Linked DNA regions of Homo sapiens: region 2 is linked to region 1. A link is a loop called in an ENCODE intact Hi-C map of the cell type or tissue named here. Cell type or tissue: Caco-2. All regions are shown on one strand. Links, peaks and the distances in the headings refer to the core of each region. The heading gives the core; the rest is flanking DNA. Region 1 has its middle 31 kb from the start of SALL1. Region 2 has its middle 85 kb from the start of SALL1.

Region 1 (15,359 bases), core at 4,706-12,705:
TCTATGTCTTTCCTGCCTGGCCCCACTAAAGGCTTACATCAAATAATAATAATAATAATAATTATTATTATTATTATTATTATAATTATTATTATTATTATTTTGGCCAGGCATGGTGACTCAAGCCTGTAATTCCAGCACTTTGGGAGGCTGAGGTGGATGAATCACCTGAGGTCAGGAGTTTGAGACCAGCCTGGTCGACATGGTGAAATCCCGTCTCTATTAAAAATACAAAAAAATTAGCCAAGCATGGTGATGGGCACCTGTAATCCCAGCTACTTGGGAGGCTGAGGCACAAGAATCGCTTAAACCCGGGAGGCGGAGGTTGCAGTGAACTGAGATTGCATCACTGCGCTCCAGCCTGGGTGATAGAAAGAGACTCTGTCTCAAAAAAATTACTATTATTTTTTAAGAAAACAAGTACTTTAATTTTTTTTTTTAATTCACAGAACCCATCGCCATAGTTTTACACAACAATTTAATAAGGTGTCCAGAGTGTTAGATTTCACTGATATAGAAAGTTTTAACTCAGTATTCGGGAAAAAAACATGTCTGGAACCACCAGGCTCATCTTCCCCTTGCTGCGGTGGCTTAAGCTCAGCCCCAAATTCTGCTTATGGAAACTGCTCTGCTCTTCTCCCTAATTCCTTTCCGCCTCAACACCACCACCCCATCCACCTATGGGAGTCCAAACCAGTGGGCGTCTGACCTTGCTCTGTGGGGCTGAGGTGTAGATGGGCAAGGTCCAATATGCCTGGTGTGGGCCTACAAAAGAAGAGGGGAAAATCTAGGTTGGAAAAAAACATTGAGGTAATTACTTGCATCGTTTCTCCCTGCTCCCCCACCCACCCCACCTACATTTTTATTCCTCTAGAGCTTCGAGACTTCTCCCCTTTAATCTAAAGCAAGTAAGAAAATGTCTAATGAAAATGATTCCCCTGTTGGGGGCTATGCAGATAGCCCTTTCTCCCAAGTAAAATAGACACCAACAGGCTGAATGTGCAAGAAAAATTTATTCCACTTAACGCGACTAAATTTCCCTTCAATTTCAAGAAAAACTGATTAAAATGAAACACACCTTCGAGTCTTTTATAAAGTTTCACATTTGTATTTTTGAATGCCATATAAGAATGAGCATGAAGTAGGTCTGAAATGGAAGAAAGTAGAGAAACCCAGCTCTGACACTTGCAAATAAAAATAACCGGCAGCATTGGCCAAGCAGGAAGCATGCTTCTTAGCAGACACCATTCCATACTTTTTCTTTTAATCAAAGTGGAAAAAGCACATGCCACTTCTTCTTTTTTCTTTTTTAAGAGACGATATCTCATTCTGTCATCCAGGCTGGTGTGCAGTGGCGCTATCATAGCTCACTGCAGCCTCCAATTCCTGGGCTCAAGCGATCCTCCCATCTCAGACCACTTCTTTTTTGAACCATCCTTTCTCTAATGATATCTTATCAAACTAGGAAAAAAAGTTACTAAACATAAATTTGCAATGAGTTTAGAAAGGGGGAGAAAACTGACCTTCTTACGCATTTTAAGAGCTCAGAGTCTTGAGGGTAAACTTGTGTTGTGGTATCTGGCTTCATTGTTTCCAAATTAAACTCTCCAACAGTTTTAGACAGTTTACAACAAAAACACAAAACAAAAAGATAAGAATAAAAGGAAGCTCCCTGCTATACTCTGCCCAAGGTCAGGATGTCAATTTGAAGTAACAAAAAAAGAGAAACAAAGTAGAAATCACATCCTCCTTAAAAAAAAAAAAAAAAAAAATGGAGGCTGGGCTCAGTGATGAGAAAGAAACCCAAACCCCGCCCTGTGCAGTGGAGCCTGCCCGCTGTCCAGCACAAGGTGAAGGGCTTAGGAGCATCTGCCCACCTGTGGGCAGAGCAAACTGTGCCCAAACCCAGGAAGAACTTTCTCACCGAGGGGACGTCACTGACCCAGCTGAGTGGGCACACCGAAGAATCTTCTTTCTGCTTCCCGGCAAGAGGGAGATTTTTCCAGGCAAGAGGGAGCTTTGTGGTTGTCGCTGGCAGGAGAAAGGAGGCAGATAGATAGGATGTGGGGTAGCAGGCACAGACAGAGAAGTCCTGGCTGGTCCAGTACTAGGACCTGGCCTCTGTCTCCCACCCTGGGCCTCCCAGGAACATGGGAAGCTATGTGATTCCCCAGCCAAGGGCCAGGAGGCTAGGCTCCTTGTAAAGTGTGCCACCCAGGGCTAGACAAGGAGAGTGTGCATACTTCAAGGCAGAGGGCAGGAGGCAAAGGGCATGTGTGAGAAAGCTGCCCCAGGAGAACCCCTCCCAGGCAGGATACATTGTCTCATCTTGTCCTCACCAACTTCTCCCCATGGGCTATCAGAGAGGCTGAGAGTCAGGGGACCTGATCTAACCTAGGCTGGTCATTGCTATAGTGAGCCTGGGATGCCTTGAGAGTTATACTGCCAGGGCCTCAGTTTCCTCACAGGGGAAAGGCAGTGCTGATGGACTACCTGGGCACCTGGGAGGCTCAGCCACCTGCAAGTTCTGTGACTGTGACAGGGAGGGACACCTCCTGGCCAGCAGCTCTATACTACGAAGGAGGTAGAAATCCTTCCTGTGAATACTACTGAGATTAGACTGCCTAACTGAGATAATGCTGATTAAACACACACACACACACACACACACACACACACACACACACACACACACACAGTCTAGTGGCTAGTGACCCGGCACACAATAAAGCCCAAAGGTAACACAAGTTTGTTTGCATATATGCTCATTTTCCAAAACACTACCCTTCAAAAACAGGGACTCACCATATCTGAGTGTCACAAAAGCCTTCCTCCTCTGATGGTCTCTTTGATACCTTCAGGAGAAAAGTCAACCCCACCCATGTTCAACGACCTCCATCAATGCCTGTTCCTGTGCTTGTGAAGTCTCCCAGATCAAATCAGGGGGAAGGAAAGCCAATAAAACAAGCACCAGATGTAATAATCCCTTCTAGGGGTGAGACCTCAAAATGGCAAGTGTTGGAGGATCAGAGAAAAGAAAATTTTAAAAGATGGCTTTTGAAAGCAATAAGGTTATATGGGAGGCCAGGTTATGTCTGGAAAATCTCTGTACCTTCCTCTCAATTTTGCTGTGAACCTAAAACTGCTCTCAAAAGTCAAGTCTTTTTTAGAAAAAAACAGTAAGTGGTAACTTGATAGAGCTCATGAATAGCCAGTGGGTTTGTGGGGCTTGGCCTTTACGTCCAGGTGACAGCCTCATAACGGGTTCCAAGAGTACTCTATCCAAAACCACAGGAGCATGGGGCACCGTGGCTCACCCCTGTAATCGCTGTGCTTTGGGAGGGAGGCCAAGGTGGGAAGATCTCTTGAGCCCAGGAGTTTGAAACCAGACTGGGCAACATATTGGGATCCTATCTCTAAAATTTTTTTTAAAATAAAGAAAGAAAATAGCCAGACCTGGTGGTGTGTGCCTGTAATCCCAGCTACTCACTCATCAAAGCAGGGGGATCCCTTATTCCCTGGGGGTTCCAGGTTGCAGTGAGCCGTGATCGTGCCATTGCACTCCAGCCTGGGTGACAGAGTGAGACCCTATCTCTAAAAAACATATTTTAAAAATAAAAAAAAAAGAAACCCTGAAGGAGCAGTGGGCCTGAAAAGTAGCTTTCAATCCAGGGATGATGAAGGCACTGGTAATGTTGAAATACTATTTCTAGCCCAACAGACTACACTCAATATAAAAAGTAGATATCGTTCTAATTTCTGAACATAACTAAGTTAATATATTAGACATTGTAAGCAGACATGAGAACATTTATTCCTTGCATCCAAGAGTTAAAGGACTGATGTGGGCAAGGACTTGGGGAATGTAAAGAGCTAATAGAGGTCTGGCTCTTACTCCCTCTGTCTTGTCCAGAAAGGCAGACCTACCCTGAGGGGACAGGACAGGAGGGCTGAGCACAGCACACACTTCTGTTCTCTTTTCATGCTTGCACACTTTTTCTGCATCTGTTCAGTGTGTGTGTGTGTGTGTGTGTGTGTGTGTTGTTCTCACTGTTTCTTCTCTCTGGCATTGTCCCACCCCCTCCTCTGTTTCCCTCTGTCCCCATGACTCCCCACCCCACACAGACACAATTCTTGATAATTATAGTTTATTGATTCTCCTGGTGTTAGCTGCCCCCGGCATCGTCTTCCTCATGTTAGCTGGGGCACCTTCCCAGCTCCATCACAGCCTGCGTTTCTCAGGAGGCAAAGCACTCCCAGCGCTAATCCGGAGAGAGCTGCTGCCTGGACCAAGGCCCCTGGAGTCCCTCTGGGAGGTAAGCCTGAGCCCCTGCCCCCAACCAGAACCCCAGCTCTCCACCCCGTGGAAGCTGAGGCTGAGCCCAGTGGGCAACTGAAATAATAGTCATAGCAGTAAACATGTATTGTCACTTACCACATGCCAGGCAAGTTCACAGGCACAGTCTGCACATCCTCCCAAATCCCTGGGGGAAGGGGCTACTACTCATCACTCTAAATGAGACTAAGGGAGGTACAGGGCTCCCCGGAAGTCACACAGCTGCTTCGTGCTGCAGCTGGGATCTGGCCCCCAAGCTTGCACACACACATTTCCAACTGTCTCCTGAAAGAAGCAAGGCCACTGAGGTGTGGGTCAAGCAGATGGCACGGGGTGAAGGAAAAATGCCCAAGATGCTGACTTTTTAAAAATGCATTCTGAGATGAGCATGACTGGCAGATTCTCCGCCCATTGCCACCCAGAAAGAGAGGGTCCCCGGCCAGCTTGAACCAGTGCCCCAGCTGTGGAAGGAGACAACCTGGCTCCCGAGCTGTTTACTTCTCAGCCATAAACAGGAAGGCCATAAAAGGGGCCCCTTTTGGTCAACCACTCAGGGGCTTCTCTCTCCTCCTCCTCTTCCTTTTCCTCCTCCCAAGTACGTGTCCCTAGGCAGAGAGAGTGTTTCCTTGAGGCTGCTACCTCCCAAGTGTCATTGTCTCTTTGCCTTAAAGAACCTCCTTTGAGCTGGAAATTCCAACTGTTGAAGTCACTACTGAGTTGAAGAAAAGGTAGATGCTTGTGCCCAGCCTAGAGAGCTCAAGGACTTGTGGGGTACAGTGCCAGGCATGCAATAACCTCTCTGATCTCCACTGGCCACTTTGAAAACTAATGAATAAATAGAAATGGCTCCTTTTCTGAAAAGAGAAAACTGCAATTCTAAAAGAAACCTGGAGAGGAAGTGACCAAGATATTCAGAGGTGAGAACCCCCAAAGGAAAGTAGACAGCACGTCTCAAATAATGTTCTCTATCACATTCTTTCCCAAAAGCTTCTACAAAAAAAAACAAAAGGTAGAGAGAGGGATTCCACAACAAAGCAGGGTTGCCCTCTTAGAGACACATGCAGCGCGTGTGGCTTTTTAAAGGTTCTGAGAAGTTCTGCAGCAAAGGACCTTGTTTCATTGCATAATGTGTTTTCCAAATGTTTTTGCCCACAAGATTCTATTTCCACAAATGGTTCATTTATTCTTATGACATTTCAAGTCCCCTTTGATGGCTTTGAGAACCTCTGGGTTAATGCATGAGGTCAGGTGTGCTGAACGTTCACTGGTCTCATCTCACCTTGACTTTCCTTTTCAGTCTTCATGTTAGGGACTCTTAGACGTAACCTTTACTGTTTACTGTCTCCACTCCCCAAGAATGAGCTGAGCCCCACAAGACAGCTGAAGAGATGAGGCAGATGGAAATACCTGGGCCTCTTCAGGGAGTTATCAGGGAATTGCTTTCTTTGGATCCAGGGAGATCTCCTGTTTTCAGGAAGTCTTGTTCAGTTACAGCCTCTTCTCTCTTTGGCTCAATGACATTCAGCTAGATCCTGCTCAATCCCACAGGGCATGGTGATATGAAAGCTTCTAGAAATGCATCATGTGAAACTATTAGTGTTTCCTTGAGGAGTATTTGTGTGTGAGTATGACAGCCTCATGCAAAAATTTGGATAACCCTAGTAAAACATTTTTTGTTGAGACAGGGTCTTGTTCTGTTGACCAGGCTGGAGTTCAGTGGCTCATTCACAGTTTACTGCAGCCTCAACCTCCCAGCTCAAGCAATCCTCTCACCTCAGCCTCCCAAGTAGCTGGACTACAGGTTCCCACCACTATGCCTGGCTAATTTTTAAAAATTTTTTTATAGAGAAGGGGTTTCACCATGTTGTCTAGGCTGGTCTCGAACCCCTGGGCTCAAGTGATCTGCTCACCTCAGCCTCCCAATGTGCCACAGGTATGAGCCACTGTGCCTGGCCACAAAACATTTTTGATGTGACTGAGTCCTTGAAAATCTGTGTGACTATTCTCTTTCCATCCCCAGCCCGGGAACACCCCCGACCCCTATCATCTTACTTCAGGGAAACTCTCTGGGCACTGGACATCTTACCACAGTCCTACCTCCCCACCAAAGCCTTCTCAGACTACCATGGCTATGTCACTAGCACATATCTGTTACTGGCTTGAATTTTTTGTGCTTTGTTTTGTTTTTAATGAAAACTTGAATGTTGTAAGGTCTCAAACTGATGAACCAAGCCTAGCTTACTGATGTCTTAGCTTCATGGTGTTTAAAAAAAGAAAAAGAAAATATTTCTATCGGTTGGTTTTACATTAAAATGCTGGATTTATGGCCTCTGCTTAAAAAAAAAAATCAGAGGATCTGGCAAAGAAGGCCTACATTCCTCTTTTACAACCATCAGCAGGAAGTCAGAAGCAGTCTTCAGATGAAACAAATACCTTCAGTTTGCTGGTCCCCACCATTCCCTAATGTCACTTAGAAACAAAGACACTGAGCCATTTATTCCAGTTTTACCATTAACTAGCTGGGTGATCTCAGGCAAGTAACTAAATCTCTCTATGTCTCAATTTTCTCATCTGGAAAATGGAAACAATAATAAGACCCTGCCTATATCAGTTAGGTTAAGCGAGGTTCACTGTGGTTAAAAAAAAAAAAATCTCCAAAATCTTAGTGAATTACCATGACGAAAGTTTATTTCTTACACTCCATATCTCATGCCAGTTGACACAGGGCAGGGTTAAGAGAGAGGTTGCTCTAGATATCATAGACTCAGAGTTCCAGGGCAAAGGAGGTTCCATCTTGGCACACTTTTCCGTGGTCAATCCAGGGACCATGGGAGTCAGGGTTAGGAAACAAAGTGGAGAATCACTCACTAAGTCTTAAGACTTCCACCCAGAAGTGGCACACATCAATTTCATTCACATCCCATTGGCCAAAGTAAGTTACATGCTCTTGCCTAACTTCACAAGGGGCAGGGAGCATTAACTTGCAACTAACAGACTTACTGTAATGCTTCCAAGCTCTTCTCTTTCATGGGACCCTGTGCCTAATTTATATTTGTAAGTTGGTATTCCTTTCTTTCAAGAGGTCCCCACAAATTGGATAAGCTTTAAGCTCGGCAAAACCTGGATCCACTTCTGGACAGAAACATTTGTTAAGAACCCTAATGATTTCCCGACTACCTCATGAGCTTGCTGTGAGAATGGAGTTAAAACGTAGCACTTTCAAGACAGCATCAAGCACTGGGTATCTATTCTATGGGTATTGACTTCTATTATTATTAGGACAATAGTAACACTTCACAGTTCTGACTTTCATACTGGACACAAAACACACACACACACACATACACACACACACACACAATTTGCTCAGTAATGAACACTGGCTCATCAGGAAGCCATCACTAACCACCACAGAGAATTGTCATATGTTAGGGGATCCTTGACTGTGACCTTGAGGAAGTCCTGTTCCTTTTCTGGGCTTCAGTCTCCACTTCTGTCCGTGGGGGTTAGTGGGGAGTGGTCCCAGATGACTTGTGCTGCTCCATGACACTGAGTGAGGGGCCCCTTAAGGGCTATGGGTACAGGTAGGAATGCTAGTTGTGGCGAAGAAAGCTAGAGCTGATTAATTATGCAGGCAGCCCCACCTCTGCAAACCACCCATCTGGGAGGTCAGCCTGCAAACACTGTTTCTCTTGATATTACAGGCCTGCGTGTCTTCGCCCTTAGTTGTCCATATAAAGCATCCCAGCAGCCCACTTCCGGTGGCCTCATAAGACCCTGCCCCCACACATTGTCACTGGCTCACAGCTGTAGGTCCTTTTTCTAACAGCTTTTCTGCTCAGACACAAGAGATGAAAGAAAGGACCTCTCTGATGAAGCAGTTGAACTTGCTGCTTGATGTGTTCTTCCCTGAATTTTTTTTTTTCATCCTCCTTTGCAAGCTCCCAATTGCAGTCTCTCCAAATGCCTTTTCCTATTTGAATGCAAAAGACAGTAAAGGAAACACGCCCCCACCCCATCCTAACTCACACACAAAAAAGCCCATTCAAGTCCTCTTCCCCCATTTCCTGGATGAGTGTCCTGGGCAAGTAACTTAATCTCTCTGAGTCTATATCATCACCTGTAAAAAGAGAGACAACTGCCCTCACCATATATGAGTGTTACATTGGAAACACCTTGTGAATGTAAAAGGGTAGAGAAGAGTGTACCACTTCTGTTTTGATTTCTCTGAATCAGTATGTAGTAGTTTTCTGTTGTTGCGAAATGAATTACCACAAATTTAGCAGCTTAAAACAACATCCATTTAATATCCCACGATTCTATAGGTCAGAAGTCCAGGCAGTCTCACCTGGACTCTGCTCAGAGTCTCACAAGGCCAACATCAAAGTGTCAGCCAACTGGGTTCTTATCTGGGGGATTTGGGAAATATTCTGCTTCCAATTTTTTACAGTTGTTGACAGAATCCTGTTCCTTGTGGCTTCAGGTCTGACATCCACATTTTGTCACTGTCAGCTGGGGGTTGGGGTTGGTCTCGGCCTCTCCAGGCTGCTCATATTCCTTCTCATGGGGTTCCCTCCACCTTCAAAGCCACAGAAGGAACATCAAATCCTCACCTTTTCAATTAAGAGGTCACCTGATTGGGTCAGGTTCACCCAGATACTCTCCACATTTTAAAGTCGATTTACTTAGGGCTTTATTTGCATCTGCAAAATTCCCTCTCAGCAGCATTTGTGTTAATGTTCAATTGAGTCAACAGAAGAGGAGAATCTTGGGGGAAACAAGGGCATTTTTAGAATTCTGCCTACCGTAACACAGCAATTCTCAAACTGCCTTCCACAAAGGTAAGATGATGATAGCTGTTCTGTGAAGAAAGCAGTTCATAGCCAAACTATTTGAAGAAACACTGGGGGAAACAGAGTGAAACCAGTTTCGTTTGCTAGTTTTTCAGTTCAGGACATAGGAGAGTCATTAATATGCCATTGTATCTGGTGATTCAAGGCATGCAGTATTTCCCAAATTTATTAAGCCGTAGTATTCTTTTCTGCCAGAATATCTGCTATTCTTTATAACCCGGTTTGGGATACAATCATGCAGATTTAAAAAGGAATTTGTATAGGCAAAGACAGGATGATAAACAGGAAATTCCTTATATCTTTACACATCTGTGTTTAGAAAATTGTGACCTGATGGTAGGCTCATTATCTGTAGGCGCCCTCCGAGGCATAGTCCTGGATACCAGTTTCTGGAAGGAGTTAATTATCCATGGCCCTCCAAGGGGCCCCTCCACTCCACTTCCTCCAAGGGCTAGGTCCATGGTGTTGTGCCACTAGCAAGAGGCCTTCAGGTGCCATAACTGAATGATGCTCACTGTCTTGAAGGCATTTCCCTGCCCCATGACTCAGTTTGCCTGGGATGAGTCTGAAAGGCCAGAGTGAGGTCCATAGAAGAGAAGGAGGGAGGAGGGTTTGGGCACAGCATTCTGCTGAAACCAGACACCTATCTGTTCATTGTCCTTCCAGGCTGAGCTTCTCTGACCAAACCCTAAAGCAGAGAGAAATGCCTCTTCTTGGAAGGTATGCTTCTAGCAAGCAGCCCTTTCCTCTGCTGCCTCTTCTCCCCTCCCCAAGACAGGCCAGGCACCACTTTTACCAACTGTCCCAGGGATATCTCACAGGCCAGACCTGTGGCCACTGTATGATTTAACCCTGTGCCTTTGGGATAGAAAATCAGTGCAGGTTTTATCATCTCTCCCCTGAAATCAACTCCAAAATAATTTTAGCCTTCAATCCATTCATCTGCCACTCTATGCTTGATTTCAAATTGTGGTTTGTTTTCTCTGTAAGAATCCCCTGGCCATCTTTTGGGTAAACAGCAAGTATGTTCTGGGCACTCTAATAAATTGCAACTTCAGACAGAAGCTTGCTCTTGCTGGAGGCAAGTGATTAAACATTTTAATAGCGCAGCAAATTTATCAACGGGCATATCAAGAAAGAGAAAAGGAGGTGATTTTATTCTCCCAGCTTGTATTTCAGAGTATTTTACTACTGGGGTCAAATGTCTCTCAAAGATTTTTGAGGCCCAAATTTGACTTTGAAGAACCTCAAATGGTTTCTAGAATGCACACTCCATCATGCTCTATAAACAGCCCAGGATTTTCCCTGCACACGCCTAACTATCCAATTCAATATCACCATGGCACCTAAAAGGTTTTTAATATAGATATTAAATATATCTACATCATCGCTTCAGTGAGAGCCTGAGCTGTGCTTTTTCCTCTGGGGTCTTCCAAGCTATTTGCTGCTGACATACACTATTAAAAATAAACCTACCCTGAGGAACTAGTCATTTTACATGGCATTAGGACTAATGTTATCATTTAAGTAGCTGCAGAGATTTGCCAACTACAGAGGCCTCAGATAACAAAGGAAACATGATCATGTGAGATAATCTTCTGTGCAGAAATGACTTTCATCATCTGTAATATGTAGTTTAGATGTTTATTTAAGATTTATACTATTAAACAAATATTGATGCCTTCAACAGAATAAAAAACATCAATGCTAGAGTTAGGTAAAAGATCGGATCCACTTCCAGTGCTTCAGACTTGGCTGGGTATAAAACAATATCCTTGAAATCTGTGTAGTGCAGAGGGGAAGTAAGAAGGAGATTCATTTCCATTCTACCACCTTCTATTTGGTAACATGCCAGGCCCTGGCATGTACAAATTTATAGCATCTACACAATAATTTTATAAAGGAGGCAATATTTTTATCCTCATTTTACAGATGAGGAAGCTGAAGGTTAGCACATTTTCTTAAACTGACGTTTGAATAAGCTCACTGCTAAGATACGGCAATATTGAGAATTGAACATGGCTCTGACTGCAAAGTCTGTACACACTCTACAAATATTGTCCTTTTCCACCATTTGCAAAAGGACCAAGATTCTGACTGCTTTTTCCACTCCACCCACAGGGTAGAAAATTGACAATGTAATTGACCATCTATTCATCCACGGATGCAGATGATTTCATTTATTCATCCATCAATCAATACATATTTCTTGAGCACGTAATGCACCAGGCACTGTGTCAAGCACACAGCATACAGAATGGGAACAGGCATAGGCCCCAATCCCAACAGCAGAGATGGATGTGCACATGCAGGCTTTCCTAGTTTGGTGAAGTTGGATGCCCTTGTTCAATGGCTGCACAGCTCGATAAAGGCAGTGCCCAGGTCGTTTGCCTGCATAGTTTTGCAGCCCTTTTGATAGACCAGATGGGAGTGATGACTTCCTTAACCCCTATCAGACACAGAGCATCGCCTCAGCCTCCCCAAGTGCTGGGATTACAGGCATGAGCTACCGTGCCCAGCTGAGATGCTCTTCAATCTTATCAGACTTGGCAGTCCCCAAAAATGCAGACATCATTACTCCACATGCATAACTAGCTTCTGTTTAATGGCATGTTGTTGTTTACTGTTACACAGCACTATGACATCCATCCATTATTAGCCCACTTAACAAATGAAGAAAGTGAGGCTCAGAACGGTGAAGTGATTTATCCGTGGGCAGGTAGATGGAGTAATGCAGTGGAGTGAGAACCCTGGGCCTGATGTTTGACTCTCTTCACCTGCCCATGCACCTATCACAAAGGAAAACATCATCTGAGAGCTTACATATTGCAGGCCGTTTGAGGTGAGTGCTGTTATTGTGCCCATTTAGGGTGAAGAACACAACACACAGAGAGGTAAGTCACTTGCCTAAGTGCACACCACAAGGAAGAGGCAGAAACAGAATTTCAGCCTGAGCCTTCTGACTCCAGACAAGAAGGTTTGGGGTGGTTCTCATCCTTATGGGGTGGTTCTCTTTGCAAAGGCAACTTGGGCTTGGTAATGATGCACTGGGTCCTCTCCAATCCTGATGCTGTCATTGAGGGGATCAAACCCTCATTAAAGGAAAAACACTGAAGAGGCCCTCTCTATTGTCCATCTTTCCCCCACTGGCTTCTCAGATGCTAGGATCCCTGCAGCCTCATAAGACCTGAAGCTCTTGAAAGAGCCTCTTCAGAAAACTATGGGGATCTATTGTTATATTAAAAAATAAAAATAGGCAATCCCAACACATTGAGAGGCTGAGGTGCGAGGATTGCTTGAGGCCAGGGGTTCAAGACCAGCCTGGGCAACATGGCAAGACCTTGTCTCTACAGAAAATTTAAAGATTAGCTGGGCATGGTGGTGCAGGCCTGTAGTCCCAGCTACTCAGGAGCCTGAGGCGGGAGGATCACTTGAACCCAGGAGTTTGAGGCTGCAGTGAACCATGATTGTGCCACTGCACTCCAGTCTGGGCAACAGAGTGAGACCCTATCTATAAAAAAATAGAAATAAAAATAACTTGCATGAGGGTTCCAGCACGGTGGAGAAAAGAAGATGAAGCAAGGGCACCAGGGCTGGTACTGGGGAAGGCCTGGTGGTGATGGTGTTAGCGTCTGGTTAAGCTACATAGTTGGTCTGATGGGATTTGGCAAACTCCAGCCATTTCTAGTCATTTTTACCTGCTGCATTTGCATATACATATGATATCTGTTATCCTAATTATATCTATTTTCCCAGGTACAGACAGACATACCCCAGAGTTGGGGTGCCCATTAGCAGATCACACAGGCCTCTGCAGCTGTGTTTTGATTAGCGGAAGAGGTTCTTTGGCATCGGAGAACTGAAATCACCTTTTAGGGTATGACAAGCTCAGCCGAGCGTCTCGCAAATGAAAATCAGAGGTTTCTCTAAGGAAGGAGTGAGAGCAACCATACAGAATTAAAAGGCGAATAACCTTTAATGGTTTCAGGTGTGAACGCTCAGTGACGCTGAAGGCCTGCCATCCATGAGACAGCACGATGTTCCAGGATCTCTCCAGGCCCACATTTACCCCCATATATGCCTCTGGAAGGAGGGGACAGCCATGGGAGCCCCCCAGGGGGAGCTCAACTCACCATTTTTCCAGGCTGGGTTCCAGCAGGGAAGATGTGAAGGTAAAGGGGCCAAAGATGGCTGGAAGAGGGAGCACAAGAGTATTATGGATCATGATGCATGCCCACCTGCCCTAAATGACTTGCAAACAGTGTGAAAATCCTTATGCAAGTCACTAAAAGCCCCCTGTTATTCCCTATGGCTCAGGGGCTCATTTTAGAATTCACGCAGGTTTTTTCGTGATTGCATGCTCTATTGTGGACTTGCATGCCCAAGCTCTCTCAACTTCCTTAGGAGGTGTCTCAGTCCATCTGCATTGCTAGAAAGGAATTTCTGAAGCTGGGTAATTTATAAAGAAAAGGTTTATTTGGCTTATGGTTCTGCAGGCTGTACAAGAAACATGGCACTAGCATCTGCTCCTGGTAAGGCCTCAGGAAGCTTCCACTCATGGCAGAAGGGGAAGGGGAGCTGGCATCACATGTGAGAGAGGAAGGGTGCCAGGCTCTTTTAAACAATCAGCTCTCACATGAACTAACAGAGTGAGAACTCACGCATTATGGTACCAAACCATGATGGATCTGCCCACAAGACCCAAACACCTCCCACGAGGACCCACTTCCAACATTGGGGATCACATTTCAGCATGAGATTTGGAGGGACAAACACCCAACCCATATCAGGAAGGTTGTGCCTCTGCGCTGTGAATGTGGTCTATGGGTCAATACTTTAGGTGTTAAGTTGGTGAATTCTTCGTAATACTTGGCATTTTCATAAGCTCTATCCTATGTGATCCTTGATAACTCGACAAGGGAGCCTGAGCAGGTTTTATGACCCCTGCTGTACTGGGCCTAAAGGCACTTAGTAAGTTACCCAAGGCCAAAAACAGTCAGGCTGCAGTTGAACCCTCCCTTGCACCCAGGTGGTACATTTCTCTGATTTAAACATTGCACACAGGGAATGGTGGAGGACTAGAGAGGCGCATCCAGGAGAGGGAATTCTCAATATTTCTTTCCTTCTTCTGGAGGGAAGAAAAACCCTCCAGTGGCAGGGTTTCTCACTGGAGGGAGGAAAGGCCATGTCACTAGGAGGGGTCACCAAGGATTTGTGGATTCAAAACACTCATCAGGGGAGTATTCTGGGTTGAGAATTACTCATTCATTCATTTTTTTCCTTTGACAAATATAGTCATGTTATGCATCACTTAATGACGGAGATACGTTCTGAGAAATGCATCATAGAGTATACTTACCCAAACTTAGATGGTACAGCCTACTACACAGCCAGGATTTGTAGTGTACCTAATGTTCTTAGGCTACAAACCTATACAGCAAGTTACTGTGCTGAATACTGTAGGCAATTATAACACAATGGTAAATACTTATGTATCTAAACAAATCTAAATGGGAAAAAGTACAGTAAAAATATGGAACTATAATCATATGGGACCAGTGTCATATATGTGGTTCGTCATTAGGTGGTGTGTGACTGTATTTACTGAGGACCTACTACATGCCACGCATTGTTCTATGCAAATGAGATTCAACTGGAGGCAGACAATGATCAATTGTGCTAAGGGCTATGATGAAAATAAAATATACCAGCTGAGGCCAATTTAGCCAGGGCAGTCTCTCTGAAGAAAAGCATCTGAGCTAAGACTCTTCACTGAGCAAGAGCCATCCACCCAAGAGCCGGGAGAAGAGGTCTCCAGGCAGGGCTGCACTGCAGGCAGAGGTTCAGGAGCAGAAAGGGCTGGAGGCTTAAGAACCAGAAAAGCAGTGGGTCTGGCTGAAGCTGGCTAGAGCAAGGTTATGAAGGGCAGATGGTCTGAGATGAGTTTGGAGAGGGAGGCTGGAAAACAACTGGGCAGGACTTCAGAGGTTTTTTAGGTAGCCTTTAAGCTAACCCCAAATGTAGTGGCTTATAATCAATAGCTCGGTTTTTTAATTAAATAGATTAGAATAATAGTCTATACTGTGATATGTAGTAGTTCTCCTTACTACATAGCATGTATGTATCATACATGTATCAGAATCACTTAGCATGTATCAGAATCACTTGGA
Region 2 (15,359 bases), core at 4,787-12,786, 54 kb before region 1:
CCCAGGTTCTGATCTGGAGTTCTCATTTGCCTGGGCCTTTTTACAGAGCCCGGGAGTGGTTTGGAGCAGGTTTCAAACGTGGAGGTTTGTTTCTCTACTGGGAGGCACTTTACGTTGAGAGCTTTCTGTTTTCTGACACATCTAAGGATGTGTTCTTTTTTTATCTTGCCAGGAGAAAGGAGGTAACAATGTTCTGCTGAATAAAGGCCAAGAACATTTACCCAGTTATAATTTTTTTAATATTCATACAAAAAATTAACTTTTGGGGGATCACAGCTTTATGAATTTTAACACATACATAGAATCATGTAACCACCATCACAATCAGGATACAGAACAATTCCATCACCTCCAAATCTCCCATTAAAAAGTAAACCCCCAGCCAGGCGTGGTAGTTCATGCCTGTAATCCCAACATTTTGGGAGGCTGAGGTGGGTGGATTGCTTGAGCCCAGGAGTTTGAGACCAGTATGGGCAACAAAGCAAGACCCCCATGTCTACAAAAATAAAAAATTTAGCCAGCCACGGTGGTGCACACCTGTAATTCCAACTACTCAAGAGGCTGAGGTGGGAGGATGGCTTGAGCTCAGGACTTTGAGGCTTCAGTGAATGATGATCACACCACTGCACTCCAACCTGGGTGACAGAGAGACCCTGTCCACTCTCAAAAAAAAAGTCAAACCTTCCCTTGGTCCCTAACCTCTAATCCCCACTAATCTGTTCTCCACCCCAATAACTCTGTTTTTTGGGAGTGTCATATAAATAGGTTTATACAGTTTGTCACCTTTTGAGACTGGATTCTTTCTCTCAGCATAGTGCCTTTGAGATCCATCCAAGCCCTTGTCTGTATCTACAGTTCAGTCCTCTTTGTTGCTGAGCAGTATTCCATCACAGAGCCCAGACCTCAAGTCAGGCATCACCAGGTACTTACAGGATGAGGACAGTGGCTAATGGCTGTGATGTGTGTGCTGTGTGCACCACCATCTGTCCTAGTGTTTTACTGTACTAACTCATTTAACCTCTCGACAACCTAATGGGGTGATTACTAGCATTATATCCATTTTGCAGATTAGGAAATTAAACCATAAAGGGGCTACATAACTTGCCCAACATCACACGACTGGTAAGTCAGGAACCACCTATAAGGTTAGAACCAGCCAACCCTTGTGCTTCATCATGGGACATGCTAATTATAAATATCTCTGGAAGGGAGAGGAGAAATGTCAGTCTCCAGGGAGGTGTAAATGACTGACAGTGTTGCCTTGCCAAGAGCAGGCTGTGCCAGGGTTTGAGGAGGACAGCTAACATGATCAGGAGGAAAACAAGGAAAGGGGCATGTACCACATGCCACAGAGAACCACTCCCAGAATGTGCACCCAGATACCCACACACACCCTAAAGGGAAAGGGAGGGAAGCAGGAGAAGGCAGCACTTCACATAAATGCAGTGGCTAACAAATAGGAAACATCCTGGCCTCCGCCTATCCTACTAAGTCTCAGGGGTTGGGAAAAGAACCAGATCTGAGAATTTCAAATTAATTGCCATGAATCCTGGAACTGTCAGTCTCAGGTTTCCAACAGCATGGTCTTCAGCTGTCTTACCTAACCTCCTTTGAAGCCTGAGATGTGGCTGCTGTCCTAGGAATCATAACGACCTAAAACATAAATGTGGAATTCCAGGAGTGATTTCACCCAGCATTGAGCCTGTGGGGAAACTGAGGCCTAGAAAGAGAATGGACTTGGCCAAAGGCACATAGCAAATCAGTAGCAGATCCAGGACTGTAACCCAGATCCCTTCCTCCATACATCCACCCAGTCATTCATTCAACAACTGAACCTACCATGTGCCAGGCACTTTACTGGAAGCTGGAGACAAAGGGTGATGAAGACACAGTACTATCCTACATGGAGTTATAGTTTTGGCAGGAGAAAGACATTAAACAAATGATCACAAGCAAATAGATAATTTAAAGTCATAGGGAAGATTTTAAAATTTTCTCAAGACCCACAGCAAGTGTATTTCCAACTCACCTCAGCTGCTTCTATTTCCTAAATCAACAAGGTGAAGTTTCCTATAGTAGTAAAAGCCTCCACGTGCCCTCTCAATAAGATTATGGAAGAGGTAGTTATGTTGTTCTATAACATTTTTTTTTTGAGACAGAGTCTTGCTGTTGCCCCAGGCTGGAGTGCAGTGGTGTGATCTCGGCTCACTGCAAGCTCTGCCTCCTGGGTTCATGCCATTCTCCTGCCTCAGCCTCCTGAGTAGCTGGGACTACAGGCGCCCGCCACTACACCCGGCTAATTTTTTGTTTTTTCGTAGAGACGGGGTTTCATCGTGTTAGCCAGGATGGTCTCAATCTCCTGACCTCATGATCCACCTGCCTCGGCCTCCCAAAGTGCTGGGATTACAGGCATGAGCCACCATGCCTGGCCGTTCTATAACATTTTAATCACAGGTGTTGAATGCTGGCTCCCCAAATACCACTAACAGCCTGTTGATAAAGCAAAGCTGAATTGATTGGTCACCACAATGAGGGAGAACACCACCTCAAAAGAGCTTTGGCAGTGCTATAGTTTGGATGTTTGATGCCTCCAAACCTCATGGCAAAATATGATCCTCACTGTGGGAGGTGTGGACTAATGGGAAGTGTTTGGGTCATGGGGTGGATCCCTCATAAATGGCTTGGTTCGCTTGTTGCAACAAGAATGAGTTCTCACTGTATTAGTTCCTGCAAGAACTGGTTGTTAAAAAGAGCCTGGCATCTCCCCTCCTCCTCCCTATTTCTCTTGCTTCCTCTCTCACCATGTGATCTCTGCACATGCCAGCTCCCATCTGCCTTCCACCATGAGCAGAAACAGCCTGAGGTCCCCACCAGAAGAAGATGCTGGCACTGTGCTTCCTGTACAGCCTACAGAAGTGTGAGCCAGATAAATCTCTTTCCTTTGTAAATTACCCAGCCTCAGGTATTTCTTTACAGCAATGCAAACAGACTAAGACAGGCAGCATCTTAAATGGGGAAGGGCAAGGTTATTTTTACTGAGATTCTCAAGTCTGGCTTAAAGAGTATTTTCAAAGGGAGGAGGAGTTGGTTAGAATCAGGTAAGTACCATGCTATGATAGGTTAGGATTGGCAGAAACAGCAAAGTGAGGGTTTTGAGGGGGCTACTTCAAAAAGTCTTAGAGGGTAAAGCATTGAATGATTTATATTGGAGAATTGATTTTTTTTTCGGGATATTCTGGTAATGAACCATAAAGTTAATTGACAGGGCAAGAATATTGCTGGAATAGTAAAGTTATGCTAATAAAAACAGGATTAGTAAAATCATGTTATTATAAAAGTAAGCCATGTGGGGTAGATGGCTTAGGTTCTCATAGAAATGATACCTGTTCATCCTAAGCTAGCCAATAGAAGCAATAATTGTAATAACATCTATCACTCTATGCCAATCAGCGAATGTTAGGAAGGCATGAGGAAACCTATTTTACAGCTGCTGACTCTGAAGTGGAGAGGGGCCAAAATGCTCAGCCCAAGTCCTCAACTTTGAAGCAGGAAAACCAGGATTCGAATGCGGGTCTGTCTTTCTCTGTCTCTGCTCTATTGCCACCCAGCCAAAAGGAAAAAAAAGAAAAATTACCCATGATCCCACTACCAATATTATTATTCTGCCCTGAATGTTCTCCTTTAGCTCAAGTCCACCTGGGGAACTTTGTCTCAGACTGAAAGGTTCAAAGAGAGGATCTTCTCTGTTAAGCTGCCAGCAAATCACCACCTCCTCCTTGTTCATCACCATCACCACCATCACCCCCATCACCTCCACCACCATCTCTACTTCTACCAACTCCACCTCCACCACCACAATTTTCATCAACATCTCCACCACCATCTTTACCTCCACCACCTCCATCACCATTTCCACTGCCACCACCACCACCTCAACCACCACCACCATTTCCATGACTGTCTTCACCTCTACCACTTCCACCACTACCCGCATCACCACCACCATCTTTACCACCGTCTTTGCCTCCACCACCACTACTGCCAGCATCTCCATTACCACCTTCACCACCATCACCACCACCTCATCTCCACAACCATTTTCACTTCCAACACCACCACCACCGCTGCCACCACCATCTCCATTATCATCTCCACCACCATCACCACCACCTCCACCACAATCATTACCACCTCCAACACCAGCACTGCCATCACCACCACCTCCACCTCCACCACCATCCCACCACCTCCACCATCACCACCATTTCCACCACCATCACCATCACCTCCACCACCATCCCACCACCTCCACCATCACCACCATCTCCACCACAATCTTCACCTCACAACATTCACCACCACCATCATCTTCATCACCATCTCTACCACCATCTTCACCTCCACCACCACTACCACCACCACCATCTTCATTACCATCTCCACCACATCACCACCACCATCACCACCACATCCACCACTATCATCACCATCTCTACCACCATCTCCACCATCATCTTCACCTCACCCACCACTATCATCACCATCACCACCACCTCCAATACCACTACCACTACTGCCACCATCACTACCAACTATCTCTATCACCATCTTTACCACCACCACCATCTCCACCATCATCACCACCTCTACCACCAGCACCACCATCACCACCATCACCACCACCACCATCACCATCACCATCACCTCCACCACCATCACCATCTCCATCACCACCAACTCCATCTTCACCACTACCACGAGCACCACCATATCTACCACCATCTCCATCACCAGCACAACCACCTGCACTGGGGTGATCGTGCCTTCTTTGTGACATTTCAGAAGGGCTATTGCAACATTCTCCAGGGGTCTTTGCAAGTTGTTTGTGCAAATTTTCTGTGCTCTCACTAGATTGTGAGCTGCTTGAGGGCAGGGACCTTCTGATTTACCTCAAAGCCTCCGAGCAGCTTGCACATGGGCTGACACAGAGAAAAAGCTCAGCCAGGATGTGTTCACTGAGTGAGGGCACATGAGATTCTGGAAAACCTAGATTCCTGCAAAGCAGGCTGAGACAGAGTTCTTGGCCCCCTCCACACCCCTACTGCCTCAGTATTTCTGGATGCCTTTGATCCTCATCTCCCACGCTGGTGTGGGCATGCCCCTCTTTCTGTGCCCCCACACAAGCACTGAGCTGTTTAGAAGGCAGTTTCTGATGCCCCAGTCTTGGGCAATAATAATACTATTATTGTTACTATTATTATTGTGCCAGTCATTGTGCAGGGCCTGAGAAGTGAAGAGGTGGTCAGGGCAGGGGTCCAGCTGGGGGTAGCCTGCTCAGTAGACTGAACTTCATGGCAGCAGGCACCAGTTCACTCAATGCTAAAATTTCAGTCTGCCAAACAAAGACCAAAAGTCAGCCAGTATTTGTTAAGTGAAATGAGCTTTAATTCTAGATATTTACTTTTTAACCTTAAAATGAAACCCCTTAGTATAGTTGTTCTGAAATTTCTGAGTGCATCAGAAGACCCCTCTGGACCACCACTGCTCTCATGCGAGATGAGTGAGAAGGCACAGGAATTGTGAATTGGGAAGACCAGGAAGTCCCTATCCCATCTTCTCCCATCCTGTACCCCCACCTGGCATCAAGGCTTTCCTGGACCATCAGGGCAAATGTGGGAGACCTCATCAAAGAGTCCAGCAGAAAGGCCTGGGCGGGGGCTGGGGCAGACCCTACCTGAGGAAGGGGTGTATCCCCAGTTGGCCTCCTGTTTAGCCAACAAACAGAAAGGGCTAAATCCCCAACTGGACCTGCTTGTTTGAGTAAACACCTCACAGGGCCGCCTGTGTAAACACCCATTGTCTACAGGCGGATTAAGAGTGAGCAGGAGCTGGGCTTTTTTTCTTTCCTTTTTTTTTTTCCTTTCATTTTTTTTAAGCACTGAGAAAAGCCATTAAGGGATTAACACCCCGATTTATGAAAATGGAGGATGATAAAGGAACAATGGGGTGACAGCATTGTGTAAACGACATTGATTCATTTCAGAGACAGGGCTGTTAACTGGGAGAAATGGAGAAATAAATGGAACAATGAGGAGATGCTTTTACCAGCTTGTCATTAATTAGCCGAGAGTACAATTGTTTGATTGTCCTTTTTGAAAAATACAAAATTGGTAGGAAAATACAAGCACTGAGCAAATCGATTATTCTGTGTCACAGGCTGACATCTGCTTTTCCTTTTCTCCTGAAGCTTGCCTCCGGAAGTGGCTTCCTAAGGCAGGAAAAGAAACCTTTCCCTGGCAGGAGGATCTTGAAGGGTTTGGGAATAAAATGACCCCACTGCCCAAGGATACCCCAAACTTCTTGGCACTGGAGGGTGGCCTCTAAACAGGAGAACCCCACCTCCATCCTCTTCTGGCCTTCACCAGTGAGGGAGTGAGGGCCTGGGAGGTGGGAGGTGAGTGGGACCCCCCTGGGAGGCACCTTGCTGCAGGTGGAAGGAGACAAGGAGCTTGGGGAAAGGGAGATGAGCTTCTGGGGGTAGCAAGACTGACACAGTGGTCCCGTACCTGCTGACAGCTCATTCAGCACCACTGTCCAGGATCCAGCAAGATTCCCTCTCTCCACTCATTTCATCTACAACCAGGAGCTGAAGTGCCTGCACTATGCCTGTGCTGGGATGCATTGAATGAAAAGGCTTCTCCAGGCACAGAAAGTGAGCTCAGATCAGAGTGGGTGTCCTGACCACAGTGGACTTTCCAGAGCTGTGAGCAGTGCCAGCCCTGCCTTGGAGAAGGACACATTTCTGGGTTGACGGGTGTTGAAATAAGATTTTGCTGGATCCAAGAGGACTCCGGTTAGGGTGAGCTGGAGAGGAAATGCATGGCGTGGGCTTAGGGCCATGGAGACACACGGGGTAGACGCAGAGCATGTCTATGGGGAATTTTGATGGAGTAAAGAAGGCCAGGCATGTACAGGCTGGATTATCCCCGCCCAGCCACCCAAACAGAGATGCAGCTAGGGAAAGGAGAGACGCTGCTTGAACCCAAGTTCACCTCTCTATTTGTAAGGGAGGTTTGTAAATCCAAACATCCATGTTTGGATTCTAACCTGTCAGAAGAGTTGGCCAACTGGGGCTATTTCAAGAAAGAATCCGACAATCCCACAAAGGGTTAATAGCACTTATAAAGAAAAGGAGCTCACAGAAACAGTATGCAAGGAAACCGTAAACAGCATTGCCATTGTCTTTGCCTTCTGTGACTACTGGTCATTGTTTGGCCTTTAATCTGCAAGCACTATAGATATAAATATAGCTGTCTTTATAGCATTGTATCTTTACAGCCCAAGATAAAACAATGCATCTTTATGCCTCTAATCTTTATATTTATATAAAGATATCTTTAATTGGAAAGATTAGATATGTATGTCTCACAGATTAACGTTGACTGGACATAGATTTTTATGCATTCATTTCCTACATTCAATGTCTCCGATGTGCCAGCCACTGCTCTAGTGCTGGGTATAGAGCAGGGAACAAATGAGAACCCCGGCCCCAGTCCCCACTTTCATTCCCCAGAGAATTACATTGCCGGATGTAAGAGAAAAAACTCAACAAATACGTACTAATAGAAATAGATTAGATAGTAATGAATGCCATGGAAAAAATGGAGCAGGTTTAGAGGGTAGAGAGTGGTGGGGGGTGCTGCTGTTTTCTGTGGGGTGGGCAGGGAAGGTCTCACTGATAACGTGACAATTGAGCAAAGACCTGAGCAGGCAGCTGTGCAGGGGCCACGCTGTTCCAGACAGAGGGCACAGCAAGTGCAAAGGCCTGGAGGCAGGAACATGCTTGGTGGATTAGAAGCAGAGAAAGCTCCTAAGAGGCTGGGCGCAGTGGCTCACGCCTGTAACCCCAGCACTTTGGGAGGCCGAGCACGGCAGATCACTTGAGCTTAGGAATTCAAGACTGGCCTGGCCAACATGGCAAAACCCCGTCTCTACTAAAAATACAAAAATTAGCCAGATGTGGTGGCACACACCTGTAATCCCAGCTACTCAGGTGGCTGAGGCAGGAGAATTGTTTGAACCCCGCAGGCAGAGGTTACAGTGAGCAAGGACTGAGCCACTGCACTCCAGCCTGGGCGACAGAGGGAGACCCTGTCCGGAAAAAAAAAAAAAAAAAAAAAAAAAAAAGATCTGAAGAGGCAGGAACAGTGAGCGAAAGGGAACAAAGTCCAAGATGAGCTCTGAGAGGCACAGATAAGGGGGTGGGGATCTGATCTATGAGTTGAGTTAGCGTAGGCAGGTGAGAAAGGGAAGAGGGAGCTGAAGTCGGCCTGCTGGTCTAAAGGGGCAGGCACTGCTCAGCTCCTGCTGATGGTTGAGCTTGAGAGAGATGAGCATGGAGTGGCCATGTCTTATCATCTTTAAAGCAAGGCTGGATTTTCAAGTGGACTATCCTTATTTCAAATCATGTACAGTTAAACAAAGCATATTTGTGGCCAGATTCACCCACAAGCTATTATATATACCTCCATCTTACCAAGCAAGGAGAACTCACAGAAGTCATACATCTTCTTGCCCTTTATTATCTGGGTGCCAGAGAACTCGGGGATAATTTTAATTTTAAGGCATTGTAACAATACTGCATAAAATTCTCGGCAAAATCATCTCTCTTCTCCCAGTTCTCAGTTTAATATGATTTTTTTAAATGTCCAGTTAAAGGTTGTGTGCTTTTTATTATAAGCAACCTTAAATTATGTTCAATTAGGAATAAATTCTAACAAAACTAAACCGTAAGAGAATAGCTACTGTGATCACACTCTTTTGTAACCATTTATTATGGATGTTCAGGGGGAAAAAAGCCAAGTGCCTGCTTCTTTGATTCTCTATAAAGGAATCTCTGGCTCAAGTCACTTGGAATCCACGCAAACCCTTTAGATAACGGAGGAGATACCATTTGCCTCCCACATGCCAAATCTGATCAGTTGGAAGATGCTGCTGAAAACATTTGTGTTAAGAAGGAATCTGAGGCCATGCTTACATTAAGTAGGAGAGTGCAGGCTGGTCAACTAGAGATGTCTGCTGTCATTATAGATTAGGCATTTTTCCATGGTGTAGGGAGGACAACTCTAATAGAATTGCATATAAAGGCCCAGGTAAAATCAGCCACCAGTTGAGGGCGGAAAAACAGGGACTTTGGCCAAAAGTTAACAGCCCATACTAGTAACAGCCCTGGATTCGAACCCTGTTTGTCTTCTACAAGTTGTATCAAGTTTGTCACATTTCTTAACCCTTTTCAGCCTCATTTCCTCATCCATAAAATGAGGATAATAGTTGTATCTTAAATCATAGGACAGATGGGATGATTAAAAGGAATAACCTTAACTCAACTGTAAAAAGTATAGGCACTCAATCAATATCACCTGTTATTAATATTATTATCATTATTTTTCAGACTGCACCCCCCCACCCCCGTCCATCACACCAGTCACTGTCTTTTAAATAAAAGTAAGGGATTTACTGGCTTATGGAACTGAGAGGTGCTCAGGTCAGAAATCTGGGTTCTGCTGTCACTTCAGCCTTAGGGTTTGAGAGGCAGCTCATGCCCTGTGTTCAAAGCCTGGCTCTGCCACTTTAGAGCTACAGGATCTTGAATGAATAGCTCAGCTCTCTGGGCCTCAGTTTCCTTATCTGTTCATATGGTAGTGGTAACAACTTAGAATGACTTTATAGAACTTCTGTGAAGATTAGATAAGGTAATATATATGAGTCATAACAGCACAGAGCATATAACAAGAGCATAGAATTGTTAGCTTTTATGATTATGATTTTATAATAGATAGTTTGGGATAGTTATTCTTTTGGTTACACAGCTTGTTAACTTCCTGCTTATTTGGAAGAAATTTTCCACTTTCTGAGTCTTGGGAGGAGCTGAGTCCACCTCCCTCAGCAGACGATAAAAATGGGGGATACCCATCTCCCCAGGATCCCTTGCACCTGAAGCAGAGGCATGTGACTGTCTTCCACCAATCAGAAGCATCCAACCCAGGTTATTCATTGGATCTCTGTGGTATAAAAAGTTGGGGATTGGGTAGCATTCATGGAGCAGCAGTAGCCATTGCAGCAAGACCAAATCCCCGGGACATCCATGGCAGGGCTAGGAGAGAGGACACGCACCCAACACATAGGAATGATGTCAACAGTGCCCTCACCAGACCTTCCTGTGAGATGACTGGGGCATCCCCCTGGCTGCGTGGCCTCTGAGCCTGGCTCTCCAGCCCTCCTCACAATGCAGTCAGCCACCCATACTCTTGAATTCATTTCTTTCCTGTGTAAGGCAGCCAGTATCTTTTTCTGTTCCTTGCAGCTAAGAAGCTTCCCGATACAGTAAGGCAAGGCAGAAATCTTCCTCCAAGTTCTGGAAGGTTTTGAGTTTTGATTCTGTTAAATTACTGACCTTATAAAGAAGCCTCTTCCACCATGACTAAGCCCGAGTGGCTTTGCAGTTGGCGTTAACGGGTGTACCCCCCAACCCCTTACTGAGATGTCTGCAGATCCATATGCAGCCAAGGCTGTGACAAAGATCTTGAAATGTCTGCTTTGCCCAGCACTCACCACTCTAGGGTGCCACCTGAACTCCCTAGGGAAGAGCAAGAAATGAGAGGAAGTGAGGAAACTCCCTGGAGAAGAGCAAGAAATGAGAGGAAAAGAGGAAAAGCAAGATATTCTTGGCAGCGGTAGGTTTACTCCACTAGAATCAAACACAAAGCTGTGTGAGGGCACAGAAGTTTGCCAAATGCAGCCTGAGCCCTTCCCTGAGAAAGCCCACTGGAGAAAGAGGAAGCCAAACCAGTTTCAAGGAACGAAGGTGTTGTTGGTAAATAAAAATCAACACCTTTGGCTAAAACTCACTTCGGTATCCACTAGAGCCTGGATACTGACTGGCACAGACTAGGAGCCACAGACATGCAGAGATCACGAATCACCCTGCCTTTTGAGACTGCAAAACTGCCATGTGGAACTAGTGCTGAAAGAGTTGGGAGGGATGGATTCACTTATTAGACACAGCACCTAGGGTGGGCATCAGAATCACCTGAAAGTCCTGTGAAAATCAGATGACAGGACCCCACCTTAGAGTTTCTGATTTAGAAGTTTCTGTTTTCCTTCTAGCAAGTTCTCAGGTGATGCTCACACTTTAAGAACCACTGATGTCTAGATGCAGTGGCTCATGCCTGCAATCCCAACACTTTGGGAAACTGAGGTGGGATGATTGCTTGAGGCCAGGAGTTTGAGACCAGCCTGAGGAACATAGCAAGATCTTGTCTCTACTACATTTATTTATTTATTTTTAGTCTCTGGGCATGGTGGAGCATATCTGTAGTCCCAGGTACTCTGGATGCTAAGGTAGGAGGGTCACTTGAGTCCAGGAGTTAAAGCCCAGCCTGGGCAACATAGCAAGACCTCATCTTTACAAAAAAAAATTTAAAAATCAACTGGGGCTGGGTGTGGTGGCTCATGTCTGTAATCTCAGTACTTTAAGAGGCCAAGGCGGGTGGATCACATGAGTCCAGGAGTCCAAGACCAGACTGGCCAACATGGCAAAATGCCATCTCTACTAAAAAAAATACAAAAATTAGCAAGATGTGGAGGTGCGTGCCTGTAATCTCAGCTACTGGGGTGACTGAGGCATGAGAATCAATTGAACTGAGGAGGCAGAGTTTGCAGTGAACAGAGATCACGCCCCTGTACTCCAACCTGGGTGACAAAGCAAGACCCTGTGGCAAAACAACAATGAAAAAATCAGCTGAGCATGGTGGCCTGCTCCTGTTGTTCCAGCTACTCAGGAGGCTAAGGCAGGAGGATTGCTTGAGCCCAAGAATTGAAGGCTGCAGTGGGCTGTGATTGTGCCACAGAATTCCAGCCTGGATGACAAAGCAACACCCTACCTCAAGAAAAATGAAACAAACAAAAAAATCACATTGGCTTAAAATAAGCCATTTACAGTTTCTTCTGTAAAATGGGAGTAGTGACCCTGGCTCATGAGATGGCCTGAGTGTCAATTACCTTTGTGGGTGTGAGAGTGCTATACACCAAATTGCACCATCAAAATGTGAGTTGTTCATAATAATGCTAATGCAAGTTTCCCAGCGTGAAGCTGGCGTGCAGCTGCATAATCACAAGTGACGCATTTATTGAACCTCTCTGCTATGCTCAGCACTGCTGAGAATATAGTGAGTCCTTCCTTAATGTCATGGGTAGCTTCTCAGAAACTGAGATTTTAGGCAAACCGACACATAATGAAACAAATTTTACCACAGGCCAATTGATACAAACAAAAGTTAAGTTCCTACAGCATATTCCTGTTCACACAAACATTGCCAAACTTCTAAATAAATGCTTCTAACATTAGTCATTTTAATAAATGTGAACTCCACATTCTTTTAAGAGAGATTGAAAAAGACAAGTAAGAAAATTATTTACCCAATTTTTGGTGCATCTGTGAGTGATGGCAGTTGTAGTGGTGGTGGGTTAAATTAAAAAAAAAAAAAGTTCGCAAAACAAAAATTGTAAGGATTGCCTCCTGCCACCAGGCACTTAAAAAATCAAGCACGGATACAGAGGGCTTGCTGGGCACTTCCGTCCACAGCTTTTACTGTGTGCATTTGTAGGATTATTGTAGACTTTACGAATTTTTATTTTACAATAATTTGTCTTCATTCACTTCCCTTTCTTTTCTTTCACTTTTTCTTTTCTTTTTCTTTTTTCTTTTTTTACTTTAAATTCTGGGATACATGTGCAGAACGTGCAGGTTTGTAACATACGTATACACGTGCCATGGTGGTTTGCTGCACCTATAACCCGTCACCTAGGTTTTAAGCCCCACATGCATTAGCTATTTGTCCTAATGCTCTCCTTCCCCTTTTCCCGTCCCCAAGCAGCCCCTGATGTGTAATGTTCCCCTCCCTGTGTCCATGTCTTCTCACTGTTCAACTCCCACTTATGAGTGAGAACATGTGGTGTTTGGTTTTCTGTTCCTGTATTAATTTCCTGAGGATGATGGCTTCCAGATTCACCCATGTCCCTGTAAAGGACATGATCTCATTTCTTTTTATGGCTGCATAGTATTCCATGGTATGTATGTACCACATTTTCTTTATCCAGTCTATCATTGATGGGCATTTGGGTTGGTTCCATGTCTTTGCTATTGTGAATAGTGCTGCAATCAACATACATGTGCATGTATCTTTATAATAGAATGATTAGCATATACCCAGTAATGGAATTGCTGGGCCAAATGGTATTTCTGGTTCTAGATCCTTGAGGAATCACCACACTGTCTTCCACAATGGTTGAACTAATTTACATTCCCACCAACAATGTAAAAGTATTCCTATTTCTCCACAGCCTCGCCGTGATCTGTTGTTTCTTGACTTTTTAATAATCACCATTCTGACTGGTATGAAATGGTATCTCATTGTGGTTTTGTTTTGCATTTCTGTAATGATCAGTGATGTTGAGCTTTTTTTCATATGTTTGTTGGCTGCATAAATGTCTTCTTTTGAGAAGTGTCTCTTCATATCCTTTGCCCACTCTTTGATGGGTTTGTTTGTTTGTTTCTTGTAAATTTGTTTAAGTTCCTTATAAATTCTAGGTATTAGACCTTTGTCAGATGGGCAGCTTGCAAAAATTTTCTCCCATTCTGTAGGTTGCCTGTTTGCTTTGATGATAGTTTCTTTAGCTGTGCAGAAGCTCTTTAGTTTAATTAGATCCCATTTGTCAACTTTAGCTTCTGCTGCAATTGCTTTTGGCGATTTCATCATAAAACCTTTGCCCATGCCTATGTCCTGAATGGTATTGCCTAAGTTTTCTTCTAGAGTTTTTATGGTTTTGGATTTTACATTTAAGTCTTTAATCCATCTTGACTTAACTTTTGAATAAGATATAAAGAAGGGGTCCAGTTTCAGTTTTCTGCATATGGCTAGCCAGTTTGCTCAGCACCATTTATTAAATAGGGAATCCTTTCCCCATTGCTTGTTTTTGTCAGGTTTGTTGAAGATTAGATGGTTGTAGATGTGTGGTCTTGTTTCTGAGGTCTCTATTCTGTTCCGTTGGTCTATATGTCTGCTTTGATACCAGTACCATCCAGCCCTGCTTATTTATTCTGGTTCAGGGTTGTGGGTGGTGAGCATCCACGCTGGCCAGGATGTCATCCCATTGCAGAGAGCACTCACACCTACACCCATACTTGCTCACACTAGGACTGTGTAGACATGCCAATGAAACTCAGATGCACAGCTTTAGGATGTGGGAGGAAACTGCAGTACCTGCAGAAAACCCAGGCAGACATGGGGAGCATGTGCAGACTCCACACAAACAGGGGCCCCTGAAGGAATCTTCTTTTTTCATCAAAGTTATAATGAAATTACGCTGAATGGAATGATGCTATTGGAGGGCCTGCCGAACAAGAGAGCAGCTGAAATGATCTCACCACTCCACAACGGCAGCTGCTCCTATTCATTTTCTCATTTTCCACTCAAGACAATCCTTGGGTTTGGTAGCCCCATTTTACAGAAGGAAACTTAGCTCTAAGTTATGAGGGGACTTCCAGAAGCCACCAGGAGTGGACACTTTCTGGGGTGCCTGAGCATCTCCCAACACGCTCCCCACCCAGAGCTGCCTTCCCACCCTCAGGGGTTGCCTAGATGTCAACTTGGTGCTTTGCAACCCTGACATTCTGGCCAGAGTTGTTGGATCAGAGGTTGACTCCTGACCTGAGATGGTCCAATTAGCATCTGCCTCCTGGAAACTTAGAATCACTGCTGAGAGACTGAGTCACCAAGTGTGGACCAGAGGATGCCAGGGTGAGAAGGGAGAAGAATAAAGCCTGCACGCAGAAGCAGCAGACATGAGGACCAGCAGGTTGGAGCTTCTAAGTTCCTGTTTCCAGTCAGTTCCTGGGACCCCGCTCCATCCCTGTCTTTGGATTCTCTTATATATTTTTAAGATTTTTTTAAAGTTATATATATAACTTTATATAAATATATATTTTTTAAGTTATATGTATAACTATATAAATATATACTTATATATATACATTTATATATATATAAATATATATATTTTATATATAAATTTATATATATAATATATATATTTATATATAAATTTATATATATAAATATATATATTATATATATAAATTTATATATATATAAAATATATAAGAGAATATATATATACATTGTAAAACATTTAAAAAGTTTAAAATGAAATAAATTCTTTAAAATATAAAACAGAGTAAAGTTTTTGTTTTGTTTTGAGCTTTGCTATAAGTGAAGGAAAAGTTCCCAAGTGGCTTTATA

Evidence for each region. Peaks named below come from ENCODE experiments on the same cell type or tissue, not always from the same donor. Only the 100,000 strongest peaks of a DNase experiment are listed, where the experiment ranks them.
Region 2: a loop joins it to region 1, with 4 times the contacts of the local background. A loop is called at or near these places in 2 of 110 quality-filtered maps.

The regions. Positions count from the first base shown.
Region 1 is chr16:51,174,360-51,189,718 of GRCh38, reverse strand. No RefSeq gene overlaps it. Among named protein-coding and RNA genes, the nearest start is that of SALL1, 31 kb to the right of the region's middle. RefSeq lists enhancers at 7,136-7,943, 7,944-8,751. In Caco-2, for the core only: no CTCF peak of the experiment used is centred there; no DNase peak of the experiment used is centred there.
Region 2 is chr16:51,228,685-51,244,043 of GRCh38, reverse strand. No RefSeq gene overlaps it. Among named protein-coding and RNA genes, the nearest start is that of SALL1, 85 kb to the right of the region's middle. In Caco-2, for the core only: no CTCF peak of the experiment used is centred there; DNase peaks (open chromatin) are centred at 5,823 and 8,273.